Linked DNA regions of Homo sapiens: regions 1 and 2 are each linked to region 3. Evidence: chromatin loops called from intact Hi-C (ENCODE). Cell type or tissue: CD4-positive, alpha-beta T cell. All regions are shown on one strand. Each heading gives the region's core, and the rest is flanking DNA. Links, peaks and the distances in the headings are about the cores only.

Region 1 (11,005 bases), core at 1,103-9,102, 110 kb before region 3:
GGTGGGCACAGAAACATAAAAGTGCAGAGGATTCGAGGGGAACTGCTACATGCAGAGGAAAGCACAGATCCTGAAGGACAGCAGCCCTTGACTGCTTTTCTGTACCTGCCCTGGGGCTCCACCTGTTTTGTGAGTGCTGAGTGTCCCCTTCGGCCCAGAATCCTTTCTTCTTTCTGCAGGAAATTTTGTGTCTGGACTCACACCGATGTTTCCTCACTTGGAACCTTATGTACAGCCATGCATGGTCATGTCCTCAGCTCTCAGACTGTTCGTTTGCAGATACGGTGAGTTCTTAGCATTGTCTTTGGAGATGGTGAATCTGCCCTTCACAGAGTCTGCATGGTATATCTGACTTCCATCATATTTTACATCTATTACTCCCTCCAGCCCCTTCCCTAGAGTCTCATTGACCCAGCTCATTCAGTAGCTACTGAAGGTGAATCCAGAGGCTACACAGGAGAGTCTCAGGAACTTCCCAAGTTGTCTCAGGCCCTCTATGGACTCTATCAGCTCCACCTCACACTGAACACCTGAAAATACACAAACGTCCTGGTCAGAAACTGCCAAACACATCTACTGTTTTTCTCACTTATATCCACTCACTCTCACTCACTCTATTTCTCTATGAGTCACCTTTTAAAATAGCAACAAGAAAAATTCTGGTTAGCTCAAACCCCATAGTGAGCTCTGTGTTCAGCCCTGATTACCACATGGAAACCCCTGGGAATCCCAGTGCTGTGGCTCTTCTCCCAGAGCTGCAGGGCCAGGTCTGGGCTTGTTTTCACCAGTAGAGGGAGGGCCCTGTTTTCATGCCTCCTCCTCTATAGCAAGCTCCAGTGTGGGATGCCTGAGAAGAAGGCAGTGCCCAGAGCAGATGTGAGACTCCCGGAGGAGCATAATTGAACAAGTGGAACTAGATTAACAAAAAAAGATTCTGCAAAGCAACGAAATAATTCCAACTCACAGAATTGGATAATATACCATGTATCTGGAGGAGTTAGTGGCAATGACAGCATTTGGGAAAATATGATTATTCATAACGTGATTGTGCCATGAAACTCACTAAGCAATTATTATTTTATTTTACTTTTTACACAGTACAAATACAAATATAAATGCATTAAGCAAACTTTAAGATATATATATAGAGAGAAATAGAAAACTATATAAAAATAAGGGAAAACCTTAATACCTCACTTAGAATAATGTATAGCAAATCCAGAAAGAAAATTCTTAATAAGCCTCTGAACTTGAACAACAGTATTGAACAAATTTACCTGAAAGACATTTACAGAACCTTCCAACCAAGAGCCATGTAATACACATCCTTCTCAAGCACCCATTGAACATTCTCCATGATAGGTTATATGTTACATCATAAAATTAGTCTTAACATTTAAAGAATTAATGCTAATGCTTCTCTAACTCTTTCAAAAATTGGTGAGGAGTCCACCTTCCAAACTCTTTTTTTATATATAGTAAATAAACTTTATCTGTTTCTCAGAGATGACACTGCCAACAGTCACAGATTTGCATACAATACTGTTAGGTATTGGGTATTTACAATTTACAGTATTTTTTTTCCTCTGAAAAATATAAGCACAAAAGCTAAGTAAACAATGACGTACTGCCATTTGGAATTTATTACATGCCATAGTGTAAAGAACTGGTCTCTAACAAATATTCAACAAACCAACCTGAATAAAATAGTCGGTTAGGGATTTAGTACATGGCACAGCTTAAAGAACTGGCCTTTAGCAAATATTCAACAAATCAACCTTAATACAATAGTCAATTAAGTGATTTATTATTTCTAATTCATTAGAAAAAATCCACTAAGTCTCACCTCAAAATGTATTGCACAATCTTTATGAAAAAAATCACCCTAAAAATAATTAGGAAAGGTAAGCAGTTCTTTAAAAAGAATGGAAGAAAGGAATATTATGTAAGCCCATTAAGCAGGTTAAGTTATTCAGAATATCTTTTAAACAACATAAAACTCTTCCCTTGGGAGGCCGAGGCGGGCGGATCACGAGGTCAGGAGATCGAGACCATTCTGGCTAACACGGTGAAACCCCATCTCTACTAAAAATACAAAAAGTTAGCCAGGCGTGGTGGCAGGCGCCTGTAGTCCCAGCTACTTGGGGGCTGAGGCAGGAGAATGGCATGAACCCAGGAGGCGGAGCTTGCAGTGAGCCGAGATTCTGCCACTGCACTCCAGCCTGGGCAACAGAGCGAGATTCTGTCTCAAAAAACAAACAAAACAAAACAAAAAAACAAAAAACAAACAAACAAACAAAACTCTTCCCAACAGAAAACTGAAGAAAAAAACTATCACCGTTTCTCCACTGATAAAATCTATTTTAAAGGTAGTCTGCAACACACCTTCCAAACTCTTTCTATGAGGCTACCGTTAGAGTACTACCAGTAATAGACAAAGGCACCACAATAAAAGAAAATCATAGACCAATATCATTAGTAGACATAAATTAACCCCCCAACAATAGTAAAATAAATTCTAAAGATTTTATAGAAGACCATACACCATGATCAACTCAAATTTATTCTGAGATGCACAGATGATTTGACATTCTCAAATCAATCAATTCAGTTGATTAATTAAAAAACTAAAGAAAAAATATCTCAGTAACATTTCATCAGACACAGAAAACACTTGAAAAAAATTCAGGATTTCATTATAAAAACTCTGAACAAAGTAGGAAGACAAGAAAACAACTTGTACATAATGAAACCAATTAAGAAAAGCCACAGCTATTATTATACTCAATAGTAAAATTTTAGAATATTTTGGTCTAATATCTGTAACAAGGCAAGAATAAAGCTTGAGGTATTACACTTCCAGGCCTCAACATTTATTAGAAACATACAGTAATAAATCAGAATGGCATTCGCATAAATTCATACAGAGAGCTTAGATATAAACCCACATATTGATGGCCAGCTGACTTTCAGCGTGAGAACCATCAATATATAATTGCTAAATTATAGTGTCTTCCAAAGAGCGTGTTATGAAAATTGGATATTTACATGCAAAGAATTAAGAATTTTAGGTTAGAATAAACAAAAAAATTAATTCTAAATGCATTAAATACTTAAATGAAACACGTGCAATTGTAAAACTCCCAACCCTCAAAAAATTAGCAATCTTTTTCTGGATTTTACATTCAAACAAATAAAAAAACACAGAATTGGACAAGTGGGACTAGATTTAAAAAAAGATTCCGCAAAGTAACAAAATAATTCCAACTCACAGAATTGGATAATATGCCATGAATCTGAAAAAGCGTTAATATCCAAAATGTAAATGAAACATCTACAACTCAATAACAATAATAAAAATAGCATAATTTAAACATAATCGGTTTTACACCTTTAACAATGTGAGAACCTCAAACTCATGTTCAATGTTTTTCTCTGTGGGTAACAGTCTGCCTGATGGTATGCTTGGTTGGGCAATACTTTGTAGTTATTTGATCAAACACTAATCCAGGTGTGAATTTTTAAATAGATGTTATTAAAACTGTGATCAGTTGACTCAATATTAGGTAGATTATCATCAATAACAAACTTGGCCCTGATTCCATCAGAACAGATCTGGAGAAGGTAAAACTCCGTGGTGATTAAGCAGCTTGAGATCTTTCTAAGATTTCCAGCCTGCATTTACTGATGGCTGACCCTAAGGATACTGCACGTTTCCAGCCATCCCCCAAAACTGTCATCCCCTACATCTCACAGGAAAGTGGTGTGTCCCTCTGCAGCTTGTCAAACCTAAACATCAGAGAGAAAGAGATTCTCCAAAATCAAATCGTATTTATTTGAAAATGAGCATTGCAATGGGATTATCCATGGTCACATTTAGGTTGGTAAAGAAAGACAAGTGTCTGAAGGATAAATGAGAAGATTACCTGAGCTATTTTGAGACAATTATCCTGGGGTAGAAGAATCAATAACAAGGGTAGAATCAGTTTAAGGCTGAACAGGGAGTTGCAGGGCAGATATCCCCTCAGTATTAATTCTCTTATTGTTGTGGTAGCCTTTGTTCAAGATTGTGGTTGTGCAGAGTATTTTTAGGGTAATTCTTGTTATCAGGGATGTGTGCATGAGAACCCTCTATTCATGACCTCTTCCAGCTTCGCCTGTAAAGATTATAACACACGTGGCTCCATTTTTATTCTGACAACGTTCACACCCACTTCCTTCTCCACTAGTGAAGAACGTTACTGTGTGACGGTTTTTCAGAACAGGATTAGAAACACATCCACATCCCACATTAACCAGACAAGCTTGTCCCTTCAGTTCCCACTGGCAACTTGCATTTCCAGATGAGTCTCCATGCAACACAGTGGAGGGTCCTGAGTGACGAAGAGTGAAGAAAGTCCCACCAGACTCTCCTGCGTGACTGCAGCAGCCACAGCCTGAGACCCACCTGAGCGCCAAGAAAAGGGCTTGAGGTCTGGAATTTTGACCACAGCAAAAACATCTTCCTTTTTCGGAAAGCAGGAAAAGCAAATGGAAAAATGAGAACAACATCTAAAAAAGACAGTAAATGAATTAGGAAAAGAAGCTCCAGATCAGTATTGATTCTGATTTGCATTCTTCAGTGTCAGGAGAAGGGTCCTACGAGAAACCTGTGAGGTTCTACATGACACTGACCCTGGCCCAGCCTCTCTTTTTTCTGTAATCAGAATCCCCAAAGACTGTTCTTGCTGGGATTCACTCAGGATGGTGGCGGAAATATTAAAGGGGAATATTAAGGAAAGTTATAGGGAATAGTCATATACCTTTTTAGAAGGCCGAAAGGTTACATAGCTTGTAATAATTGAACAGGCTGAAGGCGGCCAGTTCTTACCTTAGAGCGTTAGGCATAGGGTAAATACTAGGGACAATAGAGGCCTCCCCAGTTAAGTCTGGTTACCCTACCTCCATTAACTAACCAGGGTATTGCCCCCTAATGGTATTTACTTTAGACCGCAGTCCCTGAGCTTTAATCATTCGTAGAACTACTCTCTTAACCATGTTAATTATCCACAAGTGTGTTGTCAGAGCTTCTGTTGTTAATTCTATACTCAATACACGCCTGGAGTGCGAGCTGCTCAGGGCCACTGCTGCCGTTCTTTACAGGATTCTTCTTGGAGTCTGTAAGTTGCCTCGGACCCTCAGCTGAACTGGCAAAACAGAATATCTGTGTGTCAGTGTACGTTTTATTCATCCGCCACCGGGTCAGGGGTCTGCAGGAACAGACCCCCCGCAGCTTGAGTTCTCTTGTGAGGAGCAATACCTCAGTTCTAGTCAGGATTCTTTCTGGAGTTCCTGTCCTCAGTCTGACTGGAGAAGACTCACCAGGAAGCCCTGAGCTTCCTCAGGACTCTGACAGTGGTGACCATGGTTGAGAACTTTTCATCTCCTCTGTGAGGATCAATCTGCATTTTCTGCATAGGAGAATAGGTTTTCATATTAAAACAATCATTTTAAAAATATGTAGAAATGACCCTAGTAATCACAGAATTCCGAACTTAGGTTCAGTAGAGAAACTTTAAGAAGATGAAGTCCCACATCGTGACAGGAAATCAGCCTTCATCTGCACCTGCCGCTGGGGCTGACTCTGATCAGTGGCTCCTGAGCGCCCCCTGCAGATGACTTTCCCCAGCGTTCCCGCAGGGAGGTTTCTGCATGGTCCCACATTAACTTCTCCTCACTGTGTCTCTCGCACAGTAATACACAGCCATGTCCTCAGCTCTCAGGCTGCCCATTTGAAGATACAGCGTGTTCTTGGAATTGTCTCTGGAGATGGTGAATCTGCCCTTCACAGAGTCTGCATAATATGTGCTACCCCCATTACTACTAATAGCTGAAACATATTCCAGTCCCTTCCCTGGAGCCTGGCGGACCCAGTGCATAGCATAGCTACTGAAGGTGAATCCAGAGGCTGCACAGGAGAGTCTCAGGGACCCCCCAGGCTGGACCAAGCCTTCCCCAGACTCCACCAGCTGCACCTCACACTGGACACCTGCAAACACAGAGACACCAAGGTCAGAAACTGCCACACAAATCCACTGTTTCTCTCACTCATGTCCACTCACACTCAATATCTCTATTTCCTCATGAATCACCTTTAAAAATAGCAACAAGGAAAACCCAGCTCAGCCCAAACTCCATCATGACTCTTCTGTGTTCAGTGCTGATCACCAAATGAAAACACCTGGGAATCCCAGGGCGGGGGCTCCTCTCCCAGAGCTGCGGAGTCAGGGCTGGGCTGGTTTTCATCAGGAGAGGGAGGGACCTATTTGCATGTCTCCTACTATATAGCAAGCTCTGGGGTGAGATGCCTGAGGAGAGGGCAGGGCCCAGGGCAGATGAGAGTGTCCTTGGGGATTTCGATGACAATGATTACATTTGGGAAAATGCTGTTTTATTGTGAAATTGTTGTGTGATAAACACTTAATAACTATCACATTTTTAATTATTTTTACCTATGTGTATAAATTATGTTATTTAGGAATCAGTGGTTTCTTCATGTACAGATGTAAAAGTGAACCCACACATGGAGGGGCTATGTATGTGTCTAAGGGCTTATATCTGGCATGAGTGAGTCCTAGTACCCGGGCCTATGCTCCTCACAGCTGGCCTCAGTTGCTCTTTTAACCAACTCTAGGACAGAGATAAACGGGCCTAGTGTGGTTTGCAGAATCCACTTCCTGCCACGACAACCTGTGTGATTTTGCTGCATTTACCTAAAAATACGGAGAAAACTAGGGGTCAGACAAATAAATTTTTAGGTATATTTGACATTTAACATATTTATTTGTTCCTTCCTATCACCCTCTTTTTGTCTAAAATTTCAGTTTTTTTGTAATAAATTTTATGAGGTTTAATTGACAGATAAGAAAATTCACATATTTATTCTGTACAATAGTAAACTTTGAAAAATAAAATCTCTATTTTTAAGAAGGTGACAAGTCAACTCCCCTCAGCATTCCTCTTGCTCTTTTATATTTTTTTGGTTTTTCTCCTTCCCTTCTTCTACCATTTCTTTATAAATCTACTGATGTTTTCACATGTCTTTTGACTAGCTTTTATATTCTAGAATTTATAAGAATGAAAAAATATAGTATATGCTCTTATGTATTTGGATTATTTTTCTCAATAGAAATACTGAGAATTAAATCTTTTATGTTGCATGTGTTTATTTCTTACAAATAATGGGTAGCATTTCAGCAAACAAATGTAGCATAATTTGTTTTTCTATTAAGTTACTAACTGGCATTTGAATTTTTCATTACTCTCTCTAAGTCTTACTAATAAATCTGCTACTCAGCTTGGTAACACACATAGATGATAAATTATATATAAGTTACATAAATATATTTTTTGCAACAACAGTAACAAGAGAATGTACAATTTGGCAAATTTTGTTTAGTATTTCAGATAATTGAAGTTATGAAATAAAAAACAAACCTGTAATCCAAAGAGTACCTGAGACTAATCTCAATAGATTTAGGAAGTTCGTATTCCAAGATTAAGGACATGGCAGTGACACCGCCTCAGGGAGTCCTGACGATATATGCCCAAGGTGGTGGGACACAGCTTGATTTTATGCAATTTAGGGAGACATGGGACAGTAATCAATATATGTAAGATGTACATTGGTTTGGTTCAGAAAGGCAGGACTTTCTGAAGTGGGGAGAGAGCGTCCAGATCACAGGTAGGTTTGAGACAAATGCTTGCATTCTCTTGAGTTTCTGATTAGCCTTTAACTGAATGCACAATTTACAGGAATAGTCACGTAGGCCTTAGTCTGGCTTAGCAAAACAATAGAGAAATGGTGGCAATCAGATAGGCATTTGACTTATGTGAGCAGAGAAATGACTCTGTCTGTTGTTGGTCCACAAGGTTTTTCCTTGTGGTCAAATTTTGAAGGAGGTATGTAGTTTTTTAAAACCTTAGTTTCACTCGTGTCCATGTGAAGAGACCACCAAACAGGCTTTGTGTGAGCAATAAAGCTGTTTATTTCACCTGGGGGCAGGCGGGCTGAGTCTGAAAAGAGAGTCAGCGAAGGGAGATAGGGGTGGGGCCGTTTTATAGGATTTGGGTAGGTAAAGGAAAAAGGGGGGTTGTTCTCTGGCGGGCAGGAGAGGGGGTCACAAGGTGCTCAGTAGGGGAGCTTTTGAGCCAGGATGAGCCAGGAGAAGGAATTTCACAAGATAGTATCATCAGTTAAGGCAGGAATAGGCCATTTTCACTTCTTTTGTGGTGGAATGTCATCCATTAAGGCAGGAACCGGCCATCTGGATGTGTATGTGCAGGTCACAGGGGATATGATGGCTTATCTTGGGCTCAGAGGCCTGACAGTTAGTAGCTATCATTTTAGGGAAAGAATGGAGGTGGGTTTGCCCCAAGCAGTTTTCAGCTTGACTTTTCCCTTTGGCTTAGTGATTTGGGGGTCCCAGAGATTTCTTTTCCTTTCACAAACATGGAAATCTTGGGAGAAACAAGTTCTTGTAGAGAGAAACAAAGCCATAGTGTTAGCTAAACTGAAGCAGAGGCTGCCATATGAAATACAGCCTATTACAAGATAAAGCTACAAACATGTGTTGGATTGCTTAAATTCCAGTGTGGTAAATGTGTTGTCATGTGAAATTCTCAGGAACCACATACTGAAGGGCACTGATAAAGTGAATTAAATGTGGCCCGAAAAGGACTCTGCACTTCTATGATTGAGTCCTTGTGGACAAACTGTAACCTTGTGGACAAACTTGTGGACAAACCTTGTCCTTGTGGACAAACTGTAACTGTAACATATAGAAAAAATATGAATTAAACTCAGTAGACTTCAAGCTATTGACATGTAAATTAGGTGGAATATTTCATAGCTAAAGACCTGATCTAGCATGAGAAATAACAGAGAGATGACACACGGAGAATGCAGCAGGGGGAAGCTGACATTCAAGTTCTGATGTTTGTTTACTGATATTTGTCCCCTAGCATGTCCAGCACTTCATGAGCACAGAACTCCTCTAATAGAGAAACAGCCTCTCACAGGACATGATCCTCAAAATGATCTCACCTACAAATGGATCACTAGCAACTTCAAACTTTTTTGGTTTTTGCCCTTTGCAAGTTGAACTACTGGCATGAGTGTGTCTCTCCATGTTTGCACACATTGAATTGATAAAATTAGTTTTGTTCTACATCTTCCAACTCTTAAGATATCTGAAAACTCTAAAATTTTCTCCTTTCAAATTTGGTTCTCATTGACTCATTGGGTTACATCAATGCTCTAAGTACGATGGGATATGGAAGACACATCGGTAGTTTTTGCTAAATTATTTATGTTTTATTTTATTTTATTTTCAAAAGTAAAGATGAAGCCTCACTATGTTTCACAGACTGATCTCAAACTCCTGGAAATCTTCCCACCTCAGCCTCCCAAATTTCTGGGATTATAGGTGTAAGCCACTGTGCCTGGACATTAATTACTTATTTTAACTTTTTAATTGCATTTTTGTTTTGAAATAAGTGTAATTCAGATGCTGGTAAAATTTTCTCCTCAGACTCCTCTGCAGCTGCTCCAGGGCTGACATCTGTGTTGAGTGGTTTCTGGGCCTGTCCTGCAGCTCTGCCCTCACCCGGCAGGGGAGGATGCTGTTTGGGCTCACAGAGCATATTCTCCCAATGTCGCTCCCCCAGAATGAAGGGGCTGTCCCCTGGTTCACAATCCTCTCTCAGCAGCATCTAATGCTTTCGAAATTGTCTCTCGAAACAGTGATTTAACATTACTGTACCCAGTAAACTGCAGGGGGAGCCCAAGCACAGATTCTTTGAAACCACCAGAGAGTCTGTTCCCTGGGACTGTCAGATGCAATGACACAGTCAAGATCCATGGTGAGTCCAGAAACTTTCAGAGAACTCATAGGAGCCTCTTATTTCTTTCAGAATTCTCTATTCAAAGATCACGCCAAATAGTATGTCCACAGAGAGAACTACATGGCTCAAAGCCCACAAAAATTAAAACACACGTGTACACACACACACACACACATGCACACACACATACACAGTGGGAAGGCTGAGCTTTATAGTAATTGACTCGTAATTTGGGATCTTTCCTAGTGTAAACCAAAGGTTTCCGAGACAGATCTCAATCAAATTAAAATTAATTTTGCCAAAGTTAGGGCATGCCTGGAATGAAAATACAAGTAATCACAGAAAAATTTGTGGTCAGTGCCGTTCCCCAAAGATGATTTTCAGGGCTTTCAATACAAAAAAGGGGGGAAAGCTGGATAGAGGGGAAAGAGGGACAGTATGAAAATTTACATGTTGTAATGAGAGAGAAGCACATAGGGAAACAGAAAAATTATGTAGTTCTCCTGAACTAAGTTAGCACTTTATATAAAGTAAAATGAACAAAGAGTAGCTATCTGTGAAGATATTTAACTTTTTATTTGTAGCTATTCTCTTAGGAATGAAAGGAAAATCAGTTTCTTGCATGGATCATCCTTTAGGATTTTCCCCCCTCATGACATAATGAATTGACAGCACAAGTTTTTATTTTCCTTTTATATTTTCCCCACCTGTTCCTTTTCAAAATCATTCAGAGGAAGCATTTTACAACCAAATGAGTTTCTGGTCTCCTGTTTTGTTTTATCTTTCATTGATAGAATGGATTACTCTTAGATAAACAGGTCCCATGTTGTTAAGATAGCTCATTGTTACCTACCTTTCAAATGTTGTGAAGTCTCACATCCCAATGATGAAAAAATAGTGGGAGAAAAAGGGAACTAAACATAGAAAATAAAGGAGGAAATAACCAACAAAAAGGGGAAACAATCCTGGAAAACTGATATAGGCTTTGGAACTCTGAAGGCTGTACATGAGTAGGATAAACAACAAATATCTGAGACAGGTCTCAGTCAATTTAGGAAGTTTATTAATATGGTTTGTCTGTGTCCCCATCCAAAACTCATTTTGAATTGTAGTCCCACAT
Region 2 (11,005 bases), core at 1,710-9,709, 50 kb before region 3:
CTTTCTGCTAATGCAGTGTGCATCAGAGAAAATGAGTTGAAAATTTAATAAATATTTTTTCCATATTAGGGGAGAGAACATGTATAAATCACGGCAATGCAAGTGCTCACTACAGAACCTGCAGGAGGAGCAAGTGCACAACTGAGAGAAGGCAGCGCCCTGCCCGAGGAAGCAGGTGCCCTGAGATCATCCCCTGGGAACTGTGCTCTAGGTGCCGTGCGCCAGTGGAACCTGGGCTGGGGCCTGGGATTTGTAGGTGGTGTGGAGAGCAGAGCACAGCTCCATTCCTCCTCACTGTGTGACCTGGGATGTGGCATCTTCCTCTGAGCTTCATTCGGACAAGGTGTTAATATAAAATTGCAGCATTAAATTTACCTATAACCTTTCAATTAGGAGCCAGTGCTGTTCAGAATTGTTATCACTACTGTTGTCCAAACCCTTAAATATTATAAAATACCTGTGTGACCCCTCATCTCAGACCTCAGATGACCACATTGCAGAGAAGACACCTGCTTTGTTTCTGTCACGAACATGGTATTAGAACGGGAAAGTATGTGTAACCTTGTTATAGATTTCATGTTAATTAAGTTACAATGGGTAAAATTAGAATTAGTAAGTGATACTTAAAATTTAGCTTTGGGGATTTCTAAGCAAAGTGTGGATGGTGTGTTTTGATTTCTCCTTGCTTAATATAGTATAATGTGAGAGGAGGAGACAAATTAAAGAAGAAACTATCCAGCAATGTGGAATCAGGTATTTTATAAATAAAGAAGGTTCTCACCTCTTCTGAAAACCCCATAACCTTAAAAAAATGAAGGAACTTTAAGACATATTTCTATATTCTGGATACATGACTAATAAAAACATATTTAAGTGCAAAAAGAGATACACAGAAGATGAAACTTCTGCAGCAGATAATTTTGCCAAATAGCTTTATACTAGTTTGTAATTTTACCTAAATATTCAAAAGATAAACTCCAGAGAGATCCAAATAAGAAATTATAACATTTCAATGTTAGATGACTGGTTGAGAGGCGCTTGAACTAACATTATTTTGATGAATCATACCTCAATAATAAAACTGTGTCTAATGGTACACTGTTCAAGAGGCTACTTGAGTATATAGTTTCTACCTCTCCTATTTGGGAGTCCTGGCACAACCCAACGTTCTCTAAACCTGGGGGCCACTAAGAACAGAGACAGAAGTTGGAATATTATGAAGTCATTATGAAGTTTTGAGAGATCCGCAATCACTGATGGAGTGATTGGTGAGGGTTGTCTCTATGAGCCTAGGCTTGGAAGAGTGTGGCTCTTTGTTATGATGAGCAAAGAGCTGTTTGTTATGATGAACGGATAGCAAGAAAGACCGTCAAGGAAAATGAAGAAACACGGGAACATGGTCCAAACAGACAGACAACATAGAGGTCCAGAATCTGGCATCAATGAATAAAAAAACATATGGATGTCCTGGCAGAAAATTTGAAGTAAATATTAGAAACATGTTTAATAAGCTAGTGGCAGCATGCAAGAACAAAGTGAGAATTTTAATAGAGATAAAAAAATTTAAAAGAGGACGAAACAAAAATATTTGTGTCGAAGAATACAATAAGTCAGCCAAAATTTTTAACAGAGCACACTGTGGGAGAGGCTCAGGCTTTCCTTTCCCCTAGAGCAGGCAGCCCTGAAATTTCCCTAGACATGAATCACTGTTTCCTCCCGCCCACCTTCCACATTCTCCTCAGAGATGCCCCTGGCTCCGGAGTTCAGCTTCTCACATGTTGTGTGACTTTGGGTTAAAACACACCTGAAACACTGAGTGGCTGTTGTCTTTGATCACTTCATCATCGTCCGCATTTTAGTTGATGCGATTTTTTTACCTCATTTTGAAGAAATGAAAATAAATCAATAGACTAGGCCAGATTTCCTTTTTCTTTCTTTCTTTCTCTTTCTTTCTTCCTTTCTTTCTTTCTTTCTTTCTTTCTTTCTTTCTTTCTTTCTTTCTTTCTTTCTTTCTTTCTTTCTTTCTCTTTCTTTCTTTCTTCTTTCTTTCTTTCTTTCTTTATTTTTCTTTCTCTCTCTCTCTCTTTCTTTCTTTCTTCTTTCTTTCTTTTATGGAGTCTAGCTCTGTCCCCCAGGCTGGAGTTGAAGTGGCACAATCTCGGCTCACTGCAAGCTACGCCTCCCAGGTTCATGCCATTCTCCTGCCTCAGCCTCCCGAGTAGCTGGGACTACAGGCGCCCACCACCACGCCCAGCTAATTTTTTGTATTTTTAGGAGAGATGGAGGTTTCACCATGTTGGCCAGGATGGTCCGGATCTCCTGACCTCGTGATCCGCCCACCTTGGCCCCGCAAAGTGCTGGGATTACAGGCGTGAGCCACCGCGCCCGGCCTAGAGAGATTTTCTTATCTCTCTTTCCCTTGATAGATGTGAATGTAGCCCCAAATATGGTAGGAATCAGTAGACACTGCAGCTCTTACAACACTTTCTTGGTCAGCTGGTCCAACAGTGTGAGCACCACAGTAGCACAATTATTTTATGGGACTAATTCTGTATCCAATGCAGACACATGTTTTTTTATGTACTGGGACCTCCAGTTCATCGCAGGCTGTGATTATGGAGAAGGAAGGAAACATTCTTCAAGGTTCCATCATACATGTGGTAAGAGAATCTCATATTTCTGTCCAGTGGTTTCCAGACCCAGGTGTTGTAGCTCCTGGCCACGGGGCTCTGCAGTGCTCTCTGTTTGGGGGCATTTAAGCATCCTGGAGAATAGTATTATCTCCAAAATGGCCCTTCTTTAGAGATTAAATTTCCTGCTATAAAACAGAGGCATAAACTACCTGCTGTTTATCTCACATCAGACTGTGGAGACCTAAGTCAATGCTTCCATTGTTCTGCTGGGGTCTTTGTTTCTGGGCAAATGTGAAGGAGCAAGAACTGCTGGATCGCAGACTCGTGTTCCCGTGATCACATCTCCTGTCCCTTAACTACAGCTACGTTCTGTCGTGTCAGAACACATTGTGCAGTGTCTCATTCTAGGAATAAGATATTCAGTAACTTGGACAGTGGAACTACCACTAGTAGTTTCTCTATGATTAAAAAAAAAACATGTGGAGATAAAAGTTAATTCTTCTAAGTACAAATTACTACCTATCAGGCTTGGGCTTTAATTTTTTCTAATTGTCTCCATATGACTGGTGGGTATCCTTACAGTGTGAGTTTTTTTTTAGACAAACGTGATCTCTATTGCTGTCAGTTCAGGCACTTGGTAAAAGGTGCTGGCCATTCTGGTTGGAGGTACCTGGGCTCAGTCTTCATTGTACATATTAGGGGAAGCTCTGATATAAACAGAGTGGACGTTGTCACTTATGTAGCAGTATGGATTAAACTGCAGAAGATCATCATACTGTGAGGTCTCCATACCCTTTTACACAGCAGAGTAGATTTCCCTTGCTTTCAGCTGCCTGCTTACTTATATTAAATATTACTGCATGTACTTTTACTTTACCTTATTTTCTATTCTAAGCTATTGCCTACTTATTTAATTAAAGTAAGCAATAGTAAATTTTAAAAATAACAATCAATTACCTGTACAAGTAACATAAAATGGGCGTGATGAATAAGCCACGTAGAGATACCAGAAAACAAAGCTAATAAAGAAACACATTGTGTAAGTTTAGAGTAGTCAGTGAGCACCGAAACCATGAAGAGCTTGTGTTGACATTTACACGAACAAAGTCAGTTATATTTGACATCCAGAAGGCTGGTCACACCCATGAGAGAAATATGTAGAGTGGTCCACCTAACTCAGAAATTAGAAAGTGATAAAGTCACAAACTTACAAAACCAGCAAAAACAACATTCAGTGTATTTAGTATTGAGCTCTGTTTCTTCAGGAAAAGGGATGGGTTATATCTGCATGGAAAATGGGACAAGTATTTTTTAAGCTGATTCTCCTGGGAAGTTGCTAATGAAATCATTCCAGTGATGCTCTGACACAGGATTGTGAAGAGGACGTTGACCCCTGGTGGTCGTTGTCAGCAACACGGATGCTCAACCCTGGTGGGTGCCTTTGTTACCGTTTTGTCCACAAGAGATTTTAGCCTGTCATGTGCTGCATGCAGGTGAGTTTTTAACCCTCAGATGAAAAAAAATAACATGACCACCAAGAAGATGAGGAAATTGAAGACGTCACTTCATCAACCACATTCCACTGATGAGAACTGTTTACACAGAGAGCCAGGGATGAGCTGGGAAGAGGAAGGGGTTGGGGAAGATCATCCATAGAAGGACACATCCAGCCTGCTTGAACTCCCTGTGGAAGGAGGGTTTAAATGTTTGTCTTCAGCTAATCAGGGGTATTTCGAGACCTTCACAAGCTTTCAGAGAGAGTTTTCATGAACAAATATCCATGCATTACTCAGAGTTGTATTTTTTCATATTTATTCTTCTTCTCTAGGCAGCTCCACAGAAGGGTGTTCTCAGAATTCTCCCTGATCTTCCTTGAGGTCCTGATGCAGCTCCTGGAGGAAAAGCCTGCATGGGGGAGGGAGCCCTCCTCATGTGCAGCCCTGAGGCTGTCCCATCACCTCACCCACCACTGCCCTTCAGTCAATTGGTGAACATTTCTGAGCTAATCTTCCTGAAACGTGTGGCTTTGGGCAGTATGTTCACCAGGTTACAAAATACTTAAGCTCTGTCTATTTCCACAGGCACGTATTCCTTTCCGGAGCACAGGTTGGTCTTGAGTGTGTGGTAGTGGATAATTAGTGAGAGCAGGTTTGTGCGCATCTTGTCATCTCCCAAAGTGCACCCTCTATGGAGTTGACACCCACAAACAAGCAGATGGACTTGCTCAGCTGGAGGATGACAAACATTTTCATAACCTATGACCTCAGTGGTGCTCTTTATCTGCAAGACCAATCATGATCATGCCTCTGGCTAATGTGCACTCATCAAGGGCAAGCAGTGCCCACCTCTGTGAGGGCTGCTTCAGGTGCACACTCCCTTTGCAGAGGGAAGCTTTTGTTCCTACCTGGGTCCCATGAATGTGTTTGCATTTGCTGCACAAACCACCTTACTCAGACTCACCACCCAAGAGCTCACAGTGCACCTAATCCAACTCTAGGGCATTATACATGGAATCTCTCATTGCCAGGGTCTCCAATTCCAATGAAAGGATGTTCATTATGGGATTCCCCAGAACTTTCTGGTCTTTTAGAGACATGAACTGGCCTCTAAAAGCTTAAAAATCTTACTCTCTGGGAAGGAGCATTGTAAACCAGAAGTAAGATAAGCTCTAAATTAATATATATTTTGTGGATTTTGGAAGAAAGAGTTCAAATAGTAATAGCCTTACCCACTTTCCCTCTGACTAATATCAGTTCTAGAAAACACTGAAAAAACCGTGGAATCTTGAGATACTTAGGCTTGTTATATTAGGAGATCACCAGAAAAAGAAAGAACCAAGCGTCCTTGGAGATTCCTCCATTGTAACTGATTTGTGACTGCGGTGCAGGATGGTCGTAGTGGAGGAGGCTGTGCCTGTGTAGGGCAGGGAGTCATGGGAATTCTCACGCCTCCTGTGCAATTTCTTTGTAATCCTAAAACTGCTGTAAAATAAACTTTATGATAAGGAGTGACAGAAACATTTGAAGGAAACTTTTGGCACTTTTTAAGAATCATTCTTAGTCTCACCACATGATCAAATAACCTTGCTCCAAATCATGTATTCATCCAATTTGAAAACTTGTTCACAGTAGCACCTTCATGGAATGTTTGTATCAACGTTATAGAGTGTGGCCTTTTCCACTCTGTGAATTTGGCTTATATTACGACTCTTGAATGGAATATTTATCTTAAAATTAGAGTATGTACTTGTTTCTACTGTTCTTTTTTTCTCAAATATATAACCCATTTTGTAAACAGCCTTAAACCTAATAACCCCTGTCATCTCCTCAGCCCGGCACAGCTGCCTTCTCCCTCAGGGTTTCTGACACTCTCAGGATGTGGGTTTTCACACTGTGTCTCTCGCACAGTAATACACGGCCGTGTCCTCAGATCTCAGGCTGCTCAGCTCCATGTAGGCTGTGCTCGTGGATTTGTCCGCGGTAATCGTGACTCTGCCCTGGAACTTCTGTGCGTAGTTTGCTGTACCAAAGATAGGGATGATCCCTCCCATCCACTCAAGCCCTTGTCCAGGGGCCTGTCGCACCCAGCTGATAGCATAGCTGCTGAAGGTGCCTCCAGAAGCCTTGCAGGAGACCTTCACCGAGGACCCAGGCTTCTTCACCTCAGCCCCAGACTGCACCAGCTGCACCTGGGACTGGACACCTGTGGAGAGGACACAGGGGTGAATAAAATCCTCTTTAACTAAACCAGGATCCCTTCCTCAGCCTTAGGACTAGGAAGCCCCTTACCTGTAGCTGCTGCCACCACAAAGAGGAACCTCCAGGTCCAGTCCATGGTGATGAGCTGTGCTCCCAGGGGCTTCTTCAGAGGAGGAATGTGGTTGTTATGTGATGCTCTCAGGGCACCAATATATCTATATTTATCTCAGAAGACCTCAGGTTATTTGCATATGCATGAGGCAGGGTATTTCACAGCTCAAAGCCTGATCTAGGATGAGAAAGAAAACACAGATGCCACATCAGCTGTACAAGTGTGGGATGCTGAGAGACCAAGCCCTAAATCCTGCCTGAGGAAAAGCATCTCTTGCCCCATTTCTAAGCTTTCTGTGCACAGCGCTCTTCCCGCTGCAGAACAAACCCCAACCCCAGGATGCACTCCTCACTGTGAACCCACATTTTATTGGCCTAAAGATTACCTGGGTTTTTTGTGGGACCATTGCTGTCTCTGACATTGAGCAGGCACCTAGACCCATCCTGGTCCCATTAGGAACACTCAGAGCTCACTGGTAACACTGAAAAGGTGGCCACTCGTTACCCTACATGAGTGTCCAGCAGGACCCATGGAGAGTTCTGAGATCTGCTGGGCACTCCCAAGACAGGGTCCCCAGCACTTTCCTGAGGGTCCTGACCTCCCAGGTCCTTCAGTGGAAAGACTCTTGGTTGACAGATTTGCCGTCTGATGTGTGATTGGTTCTGAGACTTCCCTCCCATTGACAGTAGGAATCAGGGGTTGAAATAGAAATAGGAATTTGAGTTTCTTGGTGAACTCATAGCTCCCAAAATAATTACCAAGTAATTTGTATTTTGAATAAGTTTGTGTTTTATTTCAAACTGCATTAAATAGAATTATTTGAAGTATTTACATGGTTTTAGATCATATCCATAGATCATCATCTTTACATGCTGATTTCTGTTCTGCTTGGTCTGGGCACTTATCACACTCTTCAATCCACTGCTTCCAAGTCACAAGCACAATGTAGGAAACATTACTTATCTCTGAAGTCTGAATACCTTCTTCATAGGAATATAGTATCTCCCACAGTTATGTGCCCATTGAGTTAAAAAAAAACCATCCATATCCTTCATATTCTCACTATTCAGATATTTATTATCCTAGAACCCCCCTTGTAAATATAGCTTTCATTGCTTTTTGAGTGATATAAGTGGCCCAGTTTCCATATCCTTCATATTCTCACTATTCAGGTATTTATTATCCTAGAACCCCCCTTATAAATATAGCTCTCATTCCTTTTTGAGTGATATAAGTGGCCCAGTTTCCATATCCTTCATATTCTCACTATTCAGGTATTTATTATCCTAGAACCCCCCTTAGAAATATAGCTCTCATTGCTTTTTGAGTGATGTAAGTGGCCCAGATGAAATAGAATATTTAGATGAGTATCAGCAACTTGCTGAACACTTAATTTAGAATGACTTGTTGAATAAGGAAGACTCAGGCCCTGGAAGAATATTTGCTTTTATTTATCTCCAACAAATAAGGGAGAATATATAATATCTGGTTTTCTGTTCCTGAATTAGTTTTCTAAGAGTATTGACTGCCAGTTCCATCATGTTCCTACAAAGGACATAGTTTCATTCTTTCCTTAGCTGCATAGTATTCCATGGTTGTATGTACCACATTTTTCTCTATCATTCTGCCAGTGATGGGGATTTAGGTAAATTCCATGTCTATGCTATTGTGGATAGTGCTGCAGTGAACCTACATGTTTATATTCCTTTAGGTATATGTCCAGTTGTAGGATTGTTGGGTCAAATGAAACTTCTGTTTTAGGTTATTGGAGGGATCACCACACTGCTTTCCACAATGGTTGAACTCATTTATATTCCCGCCAAAAGTGTATAAATTTCCCCTTTTTTCTGTAACCTTAAAAATCTGTTATTTTTTTTTTAAGATTAGCCATCCTGACTGATGTGAGACGGTACCTCATTGAGGTTTTGATATGTATTTCTCTAATGATAGTGATATTCAGCATTTTTTCCTATGCTTGTTGGCCACATGTAGGTCTTTTTTGAAGTGTCTTTTCATGTCCTTTGGTCACTTTTTATTTCTTGTATGTTTGTTAAATTTCCATGTATATACTAAGTGTCGGACCTTTGTCAGATGTATAGGCTGCAAATATTTTATTTCCCATTCTGTAGGTTGCCTGTTTACTCTGTCGATAGTGTCTTTTGCTGTACAGAAGTTCTTTAATTTACTTAGGTCCCATTTGTCAATTTTCAATTTTGTTGCAACTACTTCTAGCATTTTCATTATAAAACCTTTGTCAGTTCTTACCTCCTAAATTCTGTTTCCTATGTTATTATCCAGAGGTTTTATAGTGTTAGGTTTTACATTTTGATCTTTAATCCACATATAACTTTTTTCAATTGATGCTGAAAACGCATTTGATGAAACAACATCCTTTCACAAAAAAAACATAAAAAATGGGTATAGAAAGAACCCATCTCGACAAAATAAAAGTTACATTCGAGAGACTTTCAGGTAGTATCAGGTTGAATGAGAAATAACTAAAAATCTTTTCTCTAAGATCTGGAACACGCCAAGTTTCCCACTTTAATCACCAGTAAAGCATAAACCCTTCTGCTGCCACCATAGCCGGCTCTTACCTGCGAGCACCACCTACTGGCCTGACGTTCAAACTGCATGACCTCATACAAACTCAATACCACCAGTGTACAGCAGTTGAAAATGAGATTAGCTTCTCATTACTTCGGTGATTCCAACCCCGCAAAAGACCACGGGCCTGCTCACATACCCAGTATATTACTACTACAACGGGAATTTGAAACAGCCACCACACTAAAGCTCTTAATAACAAAAGAAACCACACTGAGTAGATGCCGCTCAGCTCGCCATTTCCATCAAGGCTGGCGCTTTTGCTTGCCAGGCTCGGTGGCTCATGTGTGTCCAGCTTGGTCCACCTCTCAGGGGCTGAGCAGGGAACTCAGGTCACTGTGCATTTCATAGACCAGTCCATCGCCTGAGGCAACAGAGAGCTTCTCCCTGTGCACAGATATCAAGCATGCACTCAACTGCTTCTACCAGAGTCAGCTCTAATCTGTAAGGACATCTACTAATGTGGAGGGTGAACTTAACAACCCAACACAAAATCTGCTGAAACAAAGGCATTCCAAATGAGAAACAGTTCCTGAGGCCTCCACTATCTAGGACCTGCAGGGGGCAGTGAGCCTACTCACAAGTCCAGTACTTTGGTACTAAAACCACCATTTCAGAAAGCCACTAAATAATGGCTATCTATAGACAAGGAACTCTTACAGAGTCTTTGCCACTAAGTAAACCAAGAACCAAAATCAAAATACCCACACAATGTACATTATATTCACATTCTAAAGGGAATTAAATATTCATCAAAATCAGAATGAATTAAAAAATAAGAAGAAGCGATAGTTTAGCTAATGAAAAGCAAACAGATAAGCAATTCAGGAAGTATGAAAAAACAGAGTTACAAAACCCCAAATATCACCTTAACTCTCCAGCAATAGAATCTAAACAACATGACATATTTGAAACGTCTGATAAATAATTCAAAATGTTGATTTTAAAGAAGCTCAATTAAACCTTTTTCTCTAGTGGCTCAGTAAGCACCGGCACTGAGACAAGCACTATGAAGACAATTGCAGCCCACCCCCTGATGAACTGACCCCTGTTCCACAAACCATAACCCCAGCTTTGATTGAACACTACAGTGATATCAGGAACTTTCTCCTAATCCGAGACCGCTGACCATGGCCTGGCTCTGGCCGTTCACAGAGGCTGCACCCTGAGTACCTTTGTGTCTCTGCTTCTGCTGTTTGCACATAGGGCCTGACTGGAATGAATTTAAATGCTAAGTCTCCACTGGTAAGTGAACAGGGGTCATACGTTACAGACATGTTTGTTCAGTATGCATGTGTGAGGACCACCTCCATGAACATCAGTAGCCCCTCCTGTAACCTGTTGATTATGTCTCTTTAGCCAAACCCTTCAGCATAAAGCTTCTGCCCAACCCCTTCTTCGTAGGAGTGCCTTTTTCTCGTCTTTACCAAGAGCTATGCTTTTCAGCACATGGGTGGACTCTTATCTCTCTTTTTCACTCATTTTCTTAAGCTGCTAGGGAGAATAAAGTGTCAGGTCCTATTTTTGGTGCCTTGATGCTGATGAATTAAGGTTTATTCTCCCTCATCCTTGTCCCCCACACATGGGAAATCTAGTAAGAAATCATGGAAGCTCCCTCATGTGATGTCAGTGTGAGGTTTAAATCACACAAGCTCCTTCTCCTGAGTAGAAACGCCCCCCCCCCCCCCGCCGACCCCACCACCAAATCATTATAAAGCCCTGAGCCAGCCTCCTTTCCTGCTCTACTGAGGAAATTCCAATCTGTAATTTCTTGAGAGGACTGTGCTGCTCTCAGCAGACACCTCAGAAATAGAGCTAATAAATCTTTTCATATTCACCTGGAGTGTGAGTGTGGAAACATCAAACTCGACATCCACACTAACCATTGGTGGGGTCTCTCTTCCTTTGCCTGGCATCACCTACAATTGGAACTGTGGGATTGGAGTCCTGACAAT
Region 3 (11,005 bases), core at 1,016-9,015:
TGGGCTCAGTCTTCATTATACATATTAGGGAAAGCTCTGATATAAACAGAGTGGATGCTGTCACTTATGTAGCAGTATGGATTAAACTGCAGAAGATCATCATACTATGAGGTCTCCATACCCTTTTACACAGCAGAGTAGATTTCCCTTGCTTTCAGCTGCCTGCTTACTTATATTAAATATTACTGCATGTACTTTTACTTTACCTTGTTTTCTATTCTAAGCTATTGCCTTCTTATTTAATTAAAGTAAGCAACAGTAAATTTTAAAAATAACAATCATTACCTGTAGAAATAACACAAAATGGACATGATGAATAAGCCAAGTAGAGACACCAGAAAACAAAGCTAATAAAGAAACACATGTGTAAGTTTAGAGTAGTCAGTGAGCACCGAAACCATGAAGAGCTTGTGTTGACATTTACACGAACAAAGTCAGTTATATTTGACATCCAGAAGGCTGGTCACACCCATGAGAGAAATATGTAGAGTGGTCCACCTAACTCAGAAATTAGAAAGTGATAAAGTCACAAACTTACAAAACCAGCAAAAACAACATTCAGTGTATTTAGTATTGAGCTCTGTTTCTTCAGGAAAAGGGATGGGTTATATCTGCATGGAAAATGGGACAAGTATTTTTTAAGCTGATTCTCCTGGGAAGTTGCTAATGAAATCATTCCAGTGATGCTCTGACACAGGATTTTGGAGAGGACGTTGACCCCTGGTTGTCGCTGTCAGCAACACGGGTGCTCAACCCTCGTGGGTGCCTTTGTTACTGTTTTGTCCACAAGAGATTTTAGGCTGTCACGTGCTGCATGCAGGTGAGTTTTTAACCCTCAGATGAAAAAAAATAACATGACCACCAAGAAGATGAGGAAATTGAAGACCTCACTTCATCAATCACATTACACTGATGAGAACTGTTTACACAGAGAGCCAGGGATGATCTGGGAAGAGGAAGGGGTTGGGGAAGATCATCCATAGAAGGACACATCCAGCCTGCTTGAACTCCCTGTGGAAGGAGGGTTTAAATATTTGCCCTCAGCTACTCAGGGGCATTTCAAGACCTTCACAAGCTTTCAGAAAAACAGTTTTCATTAACAAATGCCCATACGTTACTCAGAGTTTTATTTTTCATCATTTATTCTTCCTCTCTAGGCAGCTCCACAGTAGGGTGTTCTCAGAATTCTCCCTGATCCCCCTTGAGTTCCTGGTGAAGCTCCTGGAGAAAAGCCTGCATGGGGGAGGGAGCCCTCCTCATGTGCAGCCCTGAGGCTGTCCCATCACCTCACCCGCCACTGCCCTTCAGTCAATTGGTGAACATTTCTGAGCTAATCTTCCTGAAACGTGTGGCTTTGGGCAGTATATTTACCAGGTAATAAAACCCTTAAGCTCTGTTTGTTTCGGCAGGCACGTATCCCTTTCTGGAGCACAGGGTTGTTTTGAGTGTGTGGTAGTGGATAATTAGTGAGAGGAGGTTTGTGTGCATCTTGTCATCTCCCAAAGTGCACCCTCCATGGAGTTGACACCCACAAACAAGCAGATGGACTTGCTCAGCTGGAGGATGACAAACATTTTCATAACCTATGACCTCAGTGGTGCTCTTTGTCTGCAAGACCAATCATGATCATGCCTCTGGCTAATGTGCACTCATCAAGGGTGAGCAGTGCCCACCTCTGTGAGGGCTGCTTCAGGTGCACACTCCCTTTGTAGAGGGAAGCTTTTGTTCCTACCTGGGTCCCATGCATGTGTTTGCGTTTGCTGCACAAACCCCCTTACTCAGACTCACCACCCAAGAGCTTACAGAGCATCTAATCCAACTCTAGGGCATTATACATGGAGTCTCTCATTGCCAGGGTCTCCAATTCTCATGAAAGGATGTTCATTATGGGATTCCCCAGAACTTTCTGGTCTTTTAGAGACATGAACTGGCCTCTAAAAGCTTAAAAAAATCTTACTGTCTGGGAAGGAGCATTGTAAACCAGAAGTAAGATAAGCTCTAAATTAATATATATTTTGTGGATTTTGGAAGAAAGAGTTCAAATAGTAATAGCCTTACCCACTTTCCCTCTGACTAATATCAGTTCTAGAAAACACTGAAAAAACCGTGGAATCTTGAGATACTTAGGCTTGTTATATTAGGAGATCACCAGAAAAAGAAAGAACCAAGCGTCCTTGGAGATTCCTCCATTGTAACTGATTTGTGACTGCGGTGCAGGATGGTCGTAGTGGAGGAGGCTGTGCCTGTGTAGGGCAGGGAGTCATGGGAATTCTCACGCCTCCTGTGCAATTTCTTTGTAATCCTAAAACTGCTGTAAAATAAACTTTATGATAAGGAGTGACAGAAACATTTGAAGGAAACTTTTGGCACTTTTTAAGAATCATTCTTAGTCTCACCACATGATCAAATAACCTTGCTCCAAATCATGTATTCATCCAATTTGAAAACTTGTTCACAGTAGCACCTTCATGGAATGTTTGTATCAACTTTATAGAGTGTGGCCTTTTCCACTCTGTGAATCTGGCTTATATTACGACTCTTGAATGGAATAATTATCTTAAAATTAGAGGAGTATGTACTTGTTTCTACTGTTCTTTTTTTCTCAAATATATAACCCATTTTGTAAACAGCCTTAAACCTAATAAACCCTGTCATCTCCTCAGCCCGGCACAGCTGCCTTCTCCCTCAGGGTTTCTGACACTCTCAGGATGTGGGTTTTCACACTGTGTCTCTCGCACAGTAATACACGGCCGTGTCCTCAGATCTCAGGCTGCTCAGCTCCATGTAGGCTGTGCTCGTGGATTCGTCCGCGGTAATCGTGACTCTGCCCTGGAACTTCTGTGCGTAGTTTGCTGTACCAAAGATAGGGATGATCCCTCCCATCCACTCAAGCCCTTGTCCAGGGGCCTGTCGCACCCAGCTGATAGCATAGCTGCTGAAGGTGCCTCCAGAAGCCTTGCAGGAGACCTTCACCGAGGACCCAGGCTTCTTCACCTCAGCCCCAGACTGCACCAGCTGCACCTGGGACTGGACACCTGTGGAGAGGACACAGGGGTGAATAAAATCCTCTTTAACTAAACCAGGATCCCTTCCTCAGCCTTAGGACTAGGAAGCCCCTTACCTGTAGCTGCTGCCACCACAAAGAGGAACCTCCAGGTCCAGTCCATGGTGATGAGCTGTGCTCCCAGGGGCTTCTTTAGAGGAGGAATGTGGTTGTTATGTGATGCTCTCAGGGCACCAATATATCTATATTTATCTCAGAAGACCTCAGGTTATTTGCATATGCATGAGGCAGGGTATTTCACAGCTCAAAGCCTGATCTACGATGAGAAAGAAAACACAGATGCCACATCAGCTGTACAAGTGTGGGATGCTGAGAGACCAAGCCCTAAATCCTGCCTGAGGAAAAGCATCTCTTGCCCCATTTCTAAGCTTTCTGTGCACAGCGCTCTTCCCGCTGCAGAACAAACCCCAACCCCAGGATGCACTCCTCACTGTGAACCCACATTTTATTGGCCTAAAGATTACCTGGGTTTTTTGTGGGACCATTGCTGTCTCTGACATTGAGCAGGCACCTAGACCCATCCTGGTCCCATTAGGAACACTCAGAGCTCACTGGTAACACTGAAAAGGTGGCCACTCGTTACCCTACATGAGTGTCCAGCAGGACCCATGGAGAGTTCTGAGATCTGCTGGACACTCCCAAGACAGAGTCCCCAGCACTTTCCTGAGGGTCCTGACCTCCCAGGCCTTCAAGGGAAAGACTCTTGGTTGACAGATTTGCCGTCTGATGTGTGATTGGTTCTGAGACTTCCCTCCCATTGACAGTAGGAATCAGGGGTTGAAGTAGAAATAGGAATTTGAGTTTCTTGATGAACTCATAGCTCCCAAAATAATTACCAAGTAATTTGTATTTTGAATAAGTTTGTGTTTTATTTCAAACTGCATTAAATAGAATTATTTGAAGTATTTTCATGGTTTTAGATCATATCCATAGATCATCATCTTTACATGTTGATTTCTGTTCCGCTTGGTCTGGGCACCTATCACACTCTTCAATCCACTGCTTCCAAGTCACAAACACAACGTAGGAAACTTTACTTATCTCTGAAGTCTGAATACCTTCTTCATAGGAATATAGTGTCTCCCACAGTTATGTGCCCATTGAATTAAAAAAAAACCATCCATATCCTTCATATTCTCACTATTCAGATATTTATTATCCTAGAACCCCACTTAGAAATATAGCTCTCCTTGCTTTTTGAGTGATATAAGTGGCCCAGTTTCCATATCCTTCATATTCTCACTATTCAGGTATTTATTATCCTAGAACCCCCCTTATAAATATAGCTCTCATTCCTTTTTGAGTGATATAAGTGGCCCAGTTTCCATATCCTTCATATTCTCACTATTCAGGTATTTATTATCCTAGAACCCCCCTTAGAAATATAGCTCTCATTGCTTTTTGAGTGATGTAAGTGGCCCAGATGAAATAGAATATTTAGATGAGTATCAGCAACTTGCTGAACACTTAATTTAGAATGACTTGTTGAATAAGGAAGACTCAGGCCCTGGAAGAATATTTGCTTTTATTTATCTCCAACAAATAAGGGAGAATATATAATATCTGGTTTTCTGTTCCTGAATTAGTTTTCTAAGAGTATTGACTGCCAGTTCCATCATGTTCCTACAAAGGACATAGTTTCATTCTTTCCTTAGCTGCATAGTATTCCATGGTTGTATGTACCACATTTTTCTCTATCATTCTGCCAGTGATGGGGATTTAGGTAAATTCCATGTCTATGCTATTGTGGATAGTGCTGCAGTGAACCTACATGTTTATATTCCTTTAGGTATATGTCCAGTTGTAGGATTGTTGGGTCAAATGAAACTTCTGTTTTAGGTTATTGGAGGGATCACCACACTGCTTTCCACAATGGTTGAACTCATTTATATTCCCGCCAGAAGTGTATAAATTTCCCCTTTTTTCTGTAACCTTAAAAATCTGTTATTTTTTTTTTAAGATTAGCCATCCTGACTGATGTGAGACGGTACCTCATTGAGGTTTTGATATGTATTTCTCTAATGATAGTGATATTCAGCACTTTTTCCTATGCTTGTTGGCCACATGTAGGTCTTTTTTGAAGTGTCTTTTCATGTCCTTTGGTCACTTTTTATTTCTTGAATGTTTGTTAAATTTCCATGTATATACTAAGTATCGGACCTTTGTCAGATGTATAGGCTGCAAATATTTTATTTCCCATTCTGTAGGTTGCCTGTTTTCTCTGTTGATAGTATCTTTTGCTGTACAGAAGCTCTTTAATTTACTTAGGTCCCATTTGTCAATTTTCAATTTTGTTGCAACTACTTCTAGCATTTTCATTATAAAACCTTTGTCAGTTCTTACCTCCTAAATTCTGTTTCCTAGGTTATTATCCAGAGGTTTTATAGTGTTAGGTTATACATTTTGATCTTTAATCAACATATAATTTTTTTCAATTGATGCTGAAAACGCATTTGATGAAACAACATCCTTTCATAAAAAAACCATAAAAAATGGGTATAGAAAGAACCCATCGCGACAAAATAAAAGTTACATTCGAGAGACTTTCAGGTAGTATCAGGTTGAATGAGAAATAACTAAAAGTCTTTTCTCTAAGATCTGGAACACGACAAGTTTCCCACTTTAACCACCGGTAAAGCATAAACCCTTCTGCTGCCACCATAGCCGGCTCTTACCTGCGAGCACCACCTACTGGCCTGACGTTCAAACTGCATGACCTCATACAAACTCAATACCACCAGTGTACAGCAGTTGAAAATGAGATTAGCTTCTCATTACTTCGGTGATTCCAACCCCGCAAAAGACCACGGGCCTGCTCACATACCCAGTATATTACCACTACAACGGGAATTTGAAAAAGCCACCACACTAAAGCTCTTAATAACAAAAGAAACCACACTGAGTAGATGCCCCTCAGCTCGCCATTTCCATCAAGGCTGGCGCTTTTGCTTGCCAGGCTCGGTGGCTCATGTGTGTCCAGCTTGGTCCACCTCTCAGGGGCTGAGCAGGGAACTCAGGTCACTGTGCATTTCATAGACCAGTCCATCGCCTGAGGCAACAGAGAGCTTCTCCCTGTGCACAGATATCAAGCATGTACTCAACTGCTTCTACCAGAGTCAGCTCTAATCTGTAAGACATCTACTAATGTGGAGGGTGAACTTAACAACCCAACACAAAATCTGCTGAAACAAAGGCATTCCAAATGAGAAACAGTTCCTGAGGCCTCCACTATCTAGGACCTGCAGCGGGCAGTGAGCCTACTCACAAGTCCAGTACTTTGGTACTAAAACCACCATTTCAGAAAGCCACTAAATAATGGCTATCTATAGACAAGGAACTCTTACAGAGTCTTTGCCACTAAGTAAACCAAGAACCAAAATCAAAATACCCACACAATGTACATTATATTCACATTCTAAAGGGAATTAAATATTCATCAAAATCAGAATGAATTAAAAAATAAGAAGAAGCGATAGTTTAGCTAATGAAAAGCAAACAGATAAGCAATTCAGGAAGTATGAAAAAACAGAGTCACAAAACCCCAAATATCACCTTAACTCTCCAGCAATAGAATCTAAACAACATGACATATTTGAAATGTCTGATAAATCATTCAAAATGTTGATTTTAAAGAAGCTCAATTAAACCTTTTTCTCTAGTGGCTCAGTAAGCACCGGCACTGAGACAAGCACTATGAAGACAATTGCAGCCCACCCCCTGATGAACTGACCCCCTGTTCCGCAAACCATAACCCCAGCTTTGATTGAACACTAGAGTGATATCAGGAACTTTCTCCTGATCCAAGACCACTGACCATGGCCTGGCTCTGGCCGTTTACAGAAGCTGCACACTGAGTGCCTTTGTGTCTCTGCTTGTGCTGTTTGCACATAGGGCCTCACTGGAATGAATTTAAATGCTAAGGCTCCACTGGTAAGTGAACAGGGGTCATATGTTACAGACATGTTTGTTCAGTATGCATGTGTCAGGACCACCTCCATGAACATCTATAGCCCCTCCTGTAACCTGTTGATTATGTCTGTTTAGCCAAACCCTTCAGCATAAAGCTTCTGCCCAACCCCTTCTTCCTGGGAGTGCCTTTCTCTCGTCTTTACCAAGAGCTATGCTTTCCAGGATATGGGATGGCTGTAACCCTTGATAAAAATAAACTCTCACTTTCCTAAATTGTAGATTGTGTTTTTTTTTTTTATTTAACACAACTGAAGATTAAATTCCGAAGTTCACCTAATTATAAGGCTACTTGCACTGGATGGTAACTCCCTCTGCCCCAATGCCCAGCATGCACTTTTTCCTGGCTGCTGCTGGCTGACCTTTGGAGTTCTGTTGAGCTGGGCTGTAATGCTGAGTTAAACACCGCACCTTTTATAGATTTAGCTGATTAACTTCAGAAGCATTGGTAACTTATTGACATTGAGAAACAGGAGTAAGTGACTGTAGGTGACTCTGCCTTTGGTGCATGTGAGAAAGTTTTTCTCTTGTTACGACAAATGTTTCTTCTTCAGAGACTTCACAGGAAGAACAGGATAAGGAATCCAGAGATATGCCACAAAGGAAACTGTTTTATGGAGAGGAAGCCACAGGGTTGACAGGAAACCAGAACTTAACCCGCATCTGCACCTGCCCTGGGGCTGGCTCTTGTGTTCAGTGGGTCCTGAGCGCCCCCAGGTGGTCCTGTGCCCACTTCAGGGAGGCTTGTTTCTGGGCTCATACTGACTTTTTTTCTAATTGTTTTCACAAAAATGGAGACAGAGTAAATGGTGAATCCATGCATCTCAGAGAACACAGAACAGCAGAATAACACCCCATGCTCCCCCCACACACATTTAGGTAAATCTTATTAAAATTGTTGAAAACCAAAGACAAATAGAAATACAGGCAGACAAGTGGAGGTGAGTAGAGGGGGCATTCCTTCCAAAAGAACAGAAAAGACCATGACAGCATTCTTCTGGTTAAAACCTTATAAGCAAGAAGAAAATTGATGGTGTCTGTAAAGTGTTGGAAGAAAAGCCAGCCCATTATTTGATAACCCATGGATGTTCGCTATGAAGTGAAAAAAAAAAACAGTTCTATTTCTCTTTGACAGCATGAGGGGCTCAATGAATCCATGCCCTCATGAGACCAGTGAAAATTATTTTGGGAAATTACAGGTTTGGAAAGACTCTAACAGCACACAGTGAGTGAAGAAACATTTATTCAGGAAAATCTAGAAAACTCAGTAAGGCCAGTCATCATATTTGATCTAAGATGCTCTTCCTTCCTTCCACATCCCAGCTCAGCATGATGTAAACTCCACTGCGGACAGATGCAGCCAAGAAGACAGGACACCTTCTACCAACTCCCACCAGAGGAAACGCTTTCCCAGGGGCCAGTACGTTGGCCCTCTGACCCTGCACACAGCACATGATGCTGAGGTTCAGTGCTGGACGAGAGCTACTGAGAGCCAGAGACTCACTTCTTCCATAGAGCCCCACTCGTGGATGGAGGCTCTGCCCTGGGTCCAGTGCCACTGGGAACATTCAGTCCGCGGTTTCTAGCTCTGCCCTATGGCACCGATTCCGCCCCACCAGAACCAAAGTGCTGGGATGGTGGGAAGCTTCTGCCCAACCCTCCAATTAGCGCTCATCTCCTAGGCTGAGGAAGAAAAAAGCTCAACTTCGTCTCCACCTGCAGAAACTTGGTTATGCACTCTGTCCCAGGAGAGAAGGGGCACTGGAATTCAGTCATAAAATATGATCCTTAAGTTGGTCCTAAACATCCTAACTTCAATAACAACAGAATGCGGAAAAGTTCAAAGCCTGCCTGTGCTCTCAGAAACAGTGGAGGGTGTGGGGGAAGGTGCTTGGAGGGAGATGGGTGGATGCACGGGAGATGCAGGCTAAACTGCAGGGCTGCTGGCTTGCAGGAGAGAACCGAGGAGGTGGGAGAGCTGAGGGACGTTCTCTTGTGGTTGGAACAAATGCCGGACGCTGTTCAAAGGAGCCCGTGTTTGTTTCGTTCAGTCTGTGAAGCAGTTCAAACCTCACTGCATGGTTGAAAATAGGATTTTCCATCTGCAAGTGGTGGAGCTCAATATCTGGGTCTGGTCAGGAAAGAGACACAGAAAGTCCAGCCCAAACCACTGACACCTGAGGATGACCGTGGTGCTTACAGCTGTGTCCCTTTGATCTTTGAGACTGGCTTCTCTCACTTAGCACAATGTCTGGAGTTCACCTGTAATAGTTTATGTATCGGTCACTTGTTATTTTTTTATTGCTGGTGGTATTCAATTTATAGATGCTTCCTAGTTCTTCACCTATTCAAATTTTGAGACATTTATGTTATTTTTACTTTCTAACACACATACACACGATATCTTGAATATTTGAATAGAAGTTATGCGTGAATGTAAGATTGTTTTTCTCTGATGCAAATATTCAGGTGTTAAGGGTATGTTTGATTTTAGAGAAAACTAAAAATTATTTTCCTGAGTATCTGTTTCATTTTGCATTCCTGTTAGCAATGTTTTAGCCTCTAGCAACCTGGTATGCTCACCAGCATTGATGTTATCTGTATTTCTTCTTAATTTCAGCCATTTTAAAAAGTGTACAGTGGTGTCTCTTTGCGGGCTTGATTTGAATTTCTCTAACGGAAAATCCTGTTGAGATCCTGTTTATATGCTTCAGTGTCATCTGCACATCTTCTTTGACGAAATGTCTGTAGAAACCCTTGCCTAATTTATCCATCAGTTGTTTCTTTTTTATTCACAGTTGAGTTCTGAAGTTTCTTATTATAGTTACATTGGTGGTTATTTGACTCGCAAACAGTTTCTCATCTGTAACCGGGCATTCATTTTCTTACAGTCATTTGAGTAGAAAAAGTTTTTAAATTTAATGAGGTCAACTAATATCAAGTTCATTTATTGATCATATTCTACATTTTAATTTTAAGATCATTGGTCAATTCTTAATTATTTTATATTGTGCCTGTTATGTAATGACTCATCATGCTCCCACCTTCTGCCCGCCCATCCTTGTAAGTCTCCAATGTGTGTAATTTCTCTCTACAAATCCTTGTGTACACGCTGTTTACCTCCCACTTACAAGTAATAATGTGTGACATGTGACATTCTGTTTGTGAGTTAGTTCACTAATTATATTGTCCCCCACTTCTATGCATCTTGCTGCAAAAGACACAGTTTCATTCCTTATTGTGGCTGACTAGTATTGAATTGTGCATACATGCTATATTCTTTTATAAAATCATCGGTTGGCAGACACTCAGTTTGACATATGTGCTATTGAGAGTAGTTTTATGGTAAGCATAGAAGGTGGGTATCTTTTTGAAATAATAGTTTATTTTCCTTTGGGTAGTTACCCAGTAGTGGGATTGCTGGACCAAATGACAGTTCTATTTCTAGTTTTCTGGGAAATCTCCATACCATTTTCCACAGAGGTTGTACTCATCTACATCCTCATCAACAATGTCTAAGAGTTGCCTTCATTTCCCATCCTCAGCAACATCTGATATTATTTGAGTTTTTAGTAATAGTCATTGTGACTGGTGGAAGATGATATCTTATTGTGGTTTTAATTTGCATTTCCCTGATGGTTAGTGATGTTGAGTATTGTTTATATATTTATTATCCATTTCTATGTGTTCTTTTGAAAATGTCTACTCATGTCCTTTGCTCATTTTAACGGAGTTATTTGGTTCTTGTTGCTGTTGTTGTTGTAGAGTTGTTTGAGTTCCTTGCAAATTCTTCATATTAGTTCCCTGTCACAGGCAAAGTGTGCAAAAGTTTTCTGTCATTCTGTAAATTGCGTATTCACTCTGTTGTTGTGAAAAAAATTATTTAGGTTAATTAAGTCTCATCTGTCTATTTTTTTTTAGGTAGCAGGACCTTTCATGCTGAATCTTTGTCAAACAGGATACAGCTTCTGCTTG

What was found. A loop is a pair of places that touch in the nucleus more often than their neighbours do. Peaks named below come from ENCODE experiments on the same cell type or tissue, not always from the same donor. Only the 100,000 strongest peaks of a DNase experiment are listed, where the experiment ranks them.
Region 1: a loop joins it to region 3, with 5 times the contacts of the local background. A loop is called at or near these places in 6 of 110 quality-filtered maps.
Region 2: a loop joins it to region 3, with 4 times the contacts of the local background. A loop is called at or near these places in 6 of 110 quality-filtered maps.

The regions. Positions count from the first base shown.
Region 1 is chr14:106,652,002-106,663,006 of GRCh38, forward strand. LOC102724977 (a long non-coding RNA gene) reads left to right here and starts at 5,894. Exons shown (of 2, transcript XR_001751026.1): 1 at 5,894-5,934. It also overlaps IGH, the pseudogene IGHV3-63, the pseudogene GOLGA4P3 and IGHV3-64. In CD4-positive, alpha-beta T cell, for the core only: a CTCF peak has its summit at 5,673 (motif pointing left); a DNase peak (open chromatin) is centred at 5,620.
Region 2 is chr14:106,708,654-106,719,658 of GRCh38, forward strand. It overlaps IGH and IGHV1-69. Among named protein-coding and RNA genes, the nearest start is that of MIR5195, 140 kb to the right of the region's middle. In CD4-positive, alpha-beta T cell, for the core only: CTCF peaks have their summits at 9,019 (motif pointing left) and 9,219; a DNase peak (open chromatin) is centred at 5,961.
Region 3 is chr14:106,759,364-106,770,368 of GRCh38, forward strand. It overlaps IGH and IGHV1-69D. Among named protein-coding and RNA genes, the nearest start is that of MIR5195, 86 kb to the right of the region's middle. In CD4-positive, alpha-beta T cell, for the core only: CTCF peaks have their summits at 5,704 (motif pointing left) and 7,405; DNase peaks (open chromatin) are centred at 5,665 and 7,718.